2 separate regions of the Homo sapiens genome follow, and region 2 is linked to region 1. Evidence: read pairs that join two places in POLR2A ChIA-PET (ENCODE). Cell type or tissue: Panc1. All regions are shown on one strand.

Region 1 (4,000 bases):
GGCGTGGTGGCTCATACCTGTAATCCCAGCTACTCAGGAGGCTGAGGTGGGAGAATCACTTGAACCCCAGAGACGGAGGTTGCAGTGAGCCAAGATCACGCCATTGCACTCCAGCCTGAGCAACAAGAGCGAAAATGTTGAGAGAAAGAATGAAAGAAAGAAAAAGAAAGAAAGAAAAGGAAGGAAGGAAGGAAGGAAGGAAAGAAAGGGAGGGAAGGAAGGAGAGAAAGGGAGGGAAGGAAGGAAGGAGAGAGAGAAAGAGAAAGAAAGAGAAAGAAAGAAAGAAAGAGAAAAAGCTAAAGGGAGGAGTTAAAGAATCTGCCTTACAACTTTAAACACTTATTAAGTAAACGCTGAATTGAGCATCTGAAAATAAGCTTCTTTCTCTCCTGGAGAGCAAAGTGCTTCAAGTTTTGAAATATATTAATGTTTTGTATTTGCATAAAAATCTTACATCCCAAAGCAGTCTGCATTTCAGAAACTCTTTTTTTGGAAATGCCAAGTTGAATTTGGCATCAGTTTAATAATATGCAGAGACAGCGAAGAATAGTAATAATAATGCTTGCCTGGTCACACAGCAGAATGTGAGGAGATTAGGAAAGACTGCAGTGTTTTCTTCCCCTCAGGAAAACAGAACTAAATTCTCATTAGAGTCAGGAGATGAGTGAAGTCTTGCAATTTCAGAAAGATTTCAATGATTCCCCCAGTAACCCTATCGACACCTGGCTGGAGGGGAGAATTCCAGGGATGATGACATCAACTTGAAGAATCTCGGAAGGTTGAAGCTGAAAAGGACACTTCCCTATAGGCTAATCCTATAAGACTAATCCTGTATTTTCCAGAATGAGAAACTGATCCCCAGAGAGGTGATGTGAATTGCCCACTGCCACCCGATGAACTGATCACCAAGTGAGCTCTTGAACACAAGTCTCTATATTTTCAGAAGTGCTGCATCTTAAACTGGCCTCCTTCTCATCCCTCTTTCACTCCTGGGCTGTGTTACTGCTAGAGTAATCACAGTGTGGCAGACAATGGGCTACCCTGGCAGCCTTTATTTCATTTAATTCTCACTGCAGTACTATGAGGTATGGTTTTCGCCTCTTTCACAGATGAGGAAACAGAGCCTCAGAGATGTGAAGTAATTTAGACACAATCTGGAAGCCAATTGTATTCAACTTCGAGGCCTATGATCCCAAGTATTCCTGTTGGCAGAGAGCAATTCCATCAGGCCTCCTCCCCGTTTGCCTGTTATTTACCCATTGGGTTATCTGGAATAAGGTTTTTTGTAAAAGGTACTTACAATCACAGCCCCGTGTTTGGGAAGCGAAACTTAGTTCTCACTCCTTTACCTCTTTTTCTTTTTCTTTTTCTTGAGACGAAGTCTTACTCTGTCACCACTGGACAGAGTAAGACTGCTGGAGTACAGTGGCTCGATCTCGTCCCCTGCAACCTCCTCCTCCCAGGTTCATGCGATTCTCCTGCCTCAGACTCCCGAGTAGCTGGGATTACAGGCATGCGCCACCGTACCCAGATAAGTTTTGTATTTTTAGTAGAGATGGGGTTTCACCATGTTGTCCAGGCTGGTCTCAAACTCCTGACCTCAGGTGATCTGCCCACCTCGGCCTCCCAATGTGCTGGGATTACAGACGTGAGCCACCACGCCCGGCCTATACCTCTTTTTCTACCTACACATTTTGTAGGGCACATGGCAATATTTCCCTCTGTATCTAAAAAGTGAATAAGCCTAGTTCACATATATATCATTGAGATTTTCAAACTCTTTTTTACTGGGTGTCTGTTGCATATCACAGAATTTTATTATATTGTCTGTAATCTGTATCATAATCTTGAAAGTTAGAGATGACATCATTTGCTTATTTTGTGTCTTCCCTTCTCCAGTGTACTTAGTTCAGTTACAAGTGCCTCATAGAGGCTGAATATCACGTGATGGGTTTAATTGAATTGGCATCAGTTTCCCCGGAGACCACAGAGCACTTGCATAAATCTAAAATATCTGGATCCCACCACTGATCACTGGCTTCAATGGCAAAAGAAGGGGAGAATGAAGGTCCAACTGAAATATGCAAAGTGCCATCTCCAAGCAGCAGGTGCAATTTCTACCCGGCTCTGTGGTGTTTAGCAGCTGTGGAATCTGCCATCCGTCACCTTGGAGCCAACACTCGCCCCTCCAGGGCTGAAATATTGGCTTCCCCTTGTGTGCTTGTCTCCTACATAGAGACGGCCTTGCTTCTGTCAGCCTCCCCTTGGCAATAGGCTTGGAGCCTGCCTGCTGTGCTTGGAATTGATGTGACTCTGGTCCCAAAACCAAGATGCAAAGTCTTTTATGGCCAACTTTAGAGAAAGGAGTGAATAGGATAGAGGGGGAGAATGCAGAGGCAAAGGGAGAAGAAAGACATGTTGAAAGGTGAACAAGACAAGGCCGGGCGCGATGGCTTACGCCTGTAATCCCAGCACTTTGGGAGGCTGAGGCAGGAGGATCACGAGATCAGGAGTTCAAGATCAGCCTGACCAACATGGTGAAACCTTGTCTCTACTAAAAATACAAAAATTAGCCGGGCGTGGTGGCACATGCCTGTAATCCCAGCTACTCAGAAGGCTGAAGCAGGAGAATCACTGGAACCTGGGAGGCGGAGGTTGCAGTGAGCCAAGATCGCACCACTGCACTACAGCCTGGGCGACAGAGCAAGATTCTGTCTCAGCAAAAAAAAAAAAAAAAGAAAAGAAAAAAGAAAGGTGAACAAGACATAAATAATTCCATTAACAAAGGCTTTGGGGAAAATTATTTCTCTGTTAGCCTTGAAACACAAAAGCAGGGGCTCTGAGGGTAGCTGGCCCCTGAGAAACTGAGGCCTATTGCTCTGTTCATTCCCCTTTCTGTGTTTTGCTTAAAGCAGTGAGGAGTATGAAACAAGGAGGAAAGCTGGGCACCTGTAGTCTCAGCTACTTGGAAGGCTGAGGCAGGGGCATTCTTTGAGACCAGGAGTTTGAGACTAGCCTGGGCAACAGAGGGAGACCCCCACCTTAAAAACATATATATGTGGCCAGGCGCGGTGGCTCATGTCTGTAATCCCAGCACTTTGGGAAGCTGATGCAGGCAGATCACTTGAAGTCAAGAGTTTGAGACCAGCCTGGCCAAAATGATGAAACCCCATCTCTACTAAAAATACAAAAATTAGCCAGGCATGGTGTTGCACACCTGTAATCCCAGCTAGTCTGGAAGCTGAGGCAGGAGAATTGCTTGAACCTGAGAGGCAGAGGTGGCAATAAGCTGAGATTGTGGCACCGTACTCCAGCCTGGGTGACAGAGCGAGACTCCAAAAAATGTGTGTGTGTGTGTGTGTGTGTGTGTGTGTGTGTGTGTGTGTGTGTGTGAGGGCTGAGGGCTGAGGGCTTCTATCAGCTTTACTTGTGTCACAAGTAAACAAAACAATATTCCCTGAGGATATTCACGGCCTACTCACTAAAAGAACTTCTGAGGCCTGGAGCGGTGGCTCATGCCAGTAATCCCAGCACTTTGGGAGGCCGAGGTGGGTGGATCATGAGGTCAGGAGACTGAGACCATCCCGGCTAACACGGTGAAACCCCGTCTCTACTAAAAATAAAAAAAAAAAAATAGCCAGGCGTGGTGGCGGGCGCCTGTAGTCCCAGCTACTCGGGAGGCTGAGGCCGGAGAGTGGCGTGAACCTGGGAGGCAGAGCTTGCAGTGAGCTGAAATCACGCCACTGCACTCCAGCCTGGGCGACAGAGCGAGACTCCGTCTCAAAAAAGAAAAAAAAGAACGTCTGTTTTTGTCTAGAAAGATGCTTCCTTTATTCTGAAAGGGATGATCTATTGCTGTGTTTTGATTGCTGTTGTTGGTAGTTTTGCTTTAATAAAGTGTATCATCATCCTTACCATATCATTCTCTTTCTAACCCAAAAGAGGATTGAGTATACTTCTGTCTTCAGTGATTTATTGAACATGGTACCATGTAAATAGA
Region 2 (4,000 bases), 700 kb before region 1:
TTTAAATATTCATAGTGGACACACTCCTCTCTAGGGATACAGGTATTAGAGAGAGGTATAGTTATACCTGGGATATAGTATTAACTCCTATTAGCTCTGCAAGGTGAAAAGATAACAGCATTAAAATTGAAGATTCTATGAATATAAAATCTGTATCACAGAGACTGAAGGCAGTGCATTGTATCATATAGAGGAAGACAAGGAGAAATTCATTGTCCTTCCTCAAGGGCACACTGCGAAGAAAAAGGAGCTGTACTTTTCCACTTCCTCCAACAAAAGGGACAGCTTTTAGATGATACTGTATTTTCTTAAGGTCTCTCCTATTTTCTGTGATTGTGTTCATTTTTGTGTGTGAAATAGTTAAACATACTTGTGGTAAATGTTACTTATACATAATTTTATCTATTTGCATCTATTTTCTCTCTGTCTTTTTCTATAGATATCTCTTTGTGTATATATACAGCATAAAAACTCTGTTCAAGATATGTATTTTACCCAAAAATCTATCCATTTCTAATTCTAGCCCGCTCTGCAATCTAGTGTTGTAACGCATAAATCACTTCAAAAGTGAAAGAGGATTATGGGTCTCTTCCACTTTTCCATATATCATATTTTAGGCCACTTCAACAAATGAAATGGCAAAGTCACTGTTGCTGTCCTAGAGACTGCAGGAAATAAACACACCATGTACGGGCATGCACACACACACACACATGCACACACACACACACACACACACACACCCCTCTGCCTTCTTCAAGTTTATCATCAATTGATGAGACAAAAACTAAATACGTGATCTAATCACTTGACAAGGCCAGATTCAGATAAAGCTGCTCTGTCTGCAAAAAAAAACAGAAGACACAGGGCACAGCAGGTGAGAGCAGGTGCCTGGATGTCTTGGTATTTCCAAGTAGCAACACCCTCAAACCAATTTTATCACTAGTGTCCAGAAGCAGACACTTCCCTTTCTTCTTTTTCATGCTTTTACTTCATTTGGAAGGAAAGAACCCTGCCTAGCTCCTCCTCTGAAAGATCCACCGGCAAGTCCAGGTGTCTGCGGAGCTAGTGCCCCTCAGGTGTCTGTGTCTTCAACACACTTGGCTCTAGGGCCCTTGCAAACAACATGACTCAGCCCTGAATAAAGGTATGCCTCCCTGCAGACTTCCAGCCCCACTTGGACCCCTCAGGGTGTGAGAGGTCACGAAATGCTCACAATGCATCAACTTCATTTATCCCATGAATGCCATACATCATCTTTTAATTGAAGGGAATTGTAGGGGAAAAACATTAACAAAATATTTAAACTGAGAGAGTGCCTCATTTTCAAAGAGAGCAGGTGTCACAATTTTAGAGGACCTGGTCTCTCAGCCTCCACCAACGGCACTGCTGAATGGGTCCCCAAGGTGATGCAAGTGAAAAAACCCATTTGACTTACCTGTAAGAATCCCATCAACCACCTCAGTCAGTCATCTCTTTCCCATCCCCAGGAGCTACTTAGGTCCTGAAGCTATGATCTTACTGTGGTGATTTAGTGGCCTGAAGGAGCATTTGACAGTGATGACACAGCCTTGGCTCTGAGATGAAGCATATGGCTCGGGAGAGCCTGACTCATTATTTTCTGATAATGTTTACATGTTAAACTGTCAACTCAGATCTAAAATATCACATGTTCTGTGGTGGCATCTGCATGTGGCTGTGACTCAGTACTGGAGCTGTGGCTCCGTACCAAGACAACCAGAAGGACACATCTGGTTACCACATTGGAACAACTATGCCACAGCTGTGCCATGGCTACAGGCACCTGGACTTGCACTGTAGTTCTCCTTTTGGTCCTCTGTGGTGCAGTTTTACCTCAATAATAGATTAAATGATTAAAGTGATTAAATAATAAAAAGAACCAACTTCTGTGTCACTCGGATCTAGGTTCAAATCTCAGCTCCACAACTTAGCAAATGTGAGAACCTGAGCAAAGTACCTAGGCTCTGAGCCTCAATTTACTCATCAGTAAAATGGGGATGATAATATACCCATATCTTATCATATACCCATGTATATCATAGTTGTGTCCCATATCAATATTGTGAGGAATAAATTAGATCATGTACCCAAGCTATTCTTCATGGACAATATCATGATTGGAGTGTAAGAAATGATGGAATTATCAGTGGCAAATCTGCATTCAAACACCTTTCTGTGAGCTGCGTTATAGGGCACTGTATTCCGGCAGATTTACTTAGTAGCTGCAGCTGAATGCATTATACCTGAAGTGGACTTTCTACCTGAAAGAGGATGCAGCAAATAAGATTCAAAAATGTGGAATTGGCTGAGTGGAAGAGGTGGGGCTTTGGATAGTGAGGTCTCAGGTATTTCAGGCTGCAAATCTGGTGACCCTTCTTATGTGGTGGCCGAACATTTGGTCAGATTGTCACCCGCTGTTCTTTGGGATACAGACCATGTGCCGTGGCAGCTTTGCTATTAGGATAAATAGTGGAAAAAAATTCAGAACCCTGGCATATGGCTATAGATTTTTTTTTTTTTTTCTGAAGGAGTGGTCTGTACTTCGATCCAAGTTAGCCAGTCTGCAAGAGGAAATGAGAGATCAATGCTTTACCTGTGGCCTGCATTCTAAATTCACTGACAATCCTATATTTTGGGTACTGCTGAGTTTTAAAAAAGAAATTTATTCCTACTAAACTGAGCAGGCAAGGACAGTGACAGGAAGCCTGGAGCCTTCATAGATTGGTAACTTAAGACTTTTCCATCCAGGCTCTTTGGATTTCTTTAGACAAATGCACAGTGGTATTACACTTGCTATCTCTCCATCATTATTTTGAATGACCTCAAGGCATTGGCCATTAAGCTATGGAACAGAGGACCGGGAACAACCCAGAGATCAGTAGGTGTATTAGTTTGTTCTCACGCTGCTAATAAAGACATACCCAGGACTGGGTAATTTATAAATAAAGGAGATTTAATGGATTCACACAGTTCTACATGGCTGGGGAGGCCTCACAATCATGGCAGAAGGCAAAGGAGAAGCAAAGTCACATCTTAAATGGTGGCAGGAAAGAGAGCGTGTGCAGGGGAACTCCCACTTATAAAACCACCAGATCTCGTGAGACTTATTCACTATCACGAGAACAACAAGGGAAATCCTGCCCTCATGATTCAGTTACCTCCCACCGGGTCCCTCCCACAACGTGTGGGGATTATGGGAGCTACAGTATAAGATGACATTTGGATGGGGACACAGCCAAACCATATCAGAAGGTAAAGGAAAGGAATCTTCTAGCTAAATACCATATCTAAGTGAAATCTTTGTCTGTGGTTATTCACATATGGAATTAATTGAGAAATTATTCCAACACTGGAAATTCTGTAAACTTTTGAGGACATTGTATTGCCGGAGGCTAATAAGAGCCTGTCATTGTTAAACCTCTAAGGTTATTCCTTTCCTCAAATTAAGACCAATAGGAAGTGGGCCAAAAATATCTGTGGCTTCAAAGGAAGTGATCTTCTATAATACCCATTTCATATGTGGCCATGGATGAAAAGAGACAAGGAATAATCTCCCCAGAAGCAGGACGGGAGGATGCCAGAATGGGTAACCGAGGACAGCACCTCTGACAGAACACAGGAGTCCTGAGTTTTCCTGCCTGGCGGTGTTTGGTGTTGACTTTGGCACTGTCTCTCCTATGTGACTTCCATTGTTCTCCTTTCTGAATAGGGGTTAGTATTGCTCCTGATTAAATATTAAATAATGGTTGAAAAGGAGCAGGGTAAGTGCATTATTAGTAGGTGCAGCCAGGTAGCCAGGTAGCATTTGCTTCATTTACCTGTCCTTCATCCTTTCTCTCTTCTTTTCCTTCTTTTTTTTTCTGTTCTGGAATTAAAATTTGCTTGGGTGCAGAGTAGTCATCCTGGAGATCATTAAAACAGAAACCACAAGCTAAGGATGATGGAGGAGAAGCAAGCTAGAAAGAATCTGGTTCCAGAT

The links. Peaks named below come from ENCODE experiments on the same cell type or tissue, not always from the same donor. Only the 100,000 strongest peaks of a DNase experiment are listed, where the experiment ranks them.
Region 2: POLR2A ChIA-PET joins it to region 1 with 5 read pairs; 2 of 35 experiments call an interaction of 5 or more read pairs at or near these places.

What each region holds. Positions count from the first base shown.
Region 1 is chr1:240,712,942-240,716,941 of GRCh38, reverse strand. No RefSeq gene overlaps it. Among named protein-coding and RNA genes, the nearest start is that of GREM2, 100 kb to the right of the region's middle. In Panc1, no CTCF peak of the experiment used is centred here; no DNase peak of the experiment used is centred here.
Region 2 is chr1:241,411,275-241,415,274 of GRCh38, reverse strand. No RefSeq gene overlaps it. Among named protein-coding and RNA genes, the nearest start is that of RGS7, 56 kb to the right of the region's middle. In Panc1, no CTCF peak of the experiment used is centred here; a DNase peak (open chromatin) is centred at 1,624.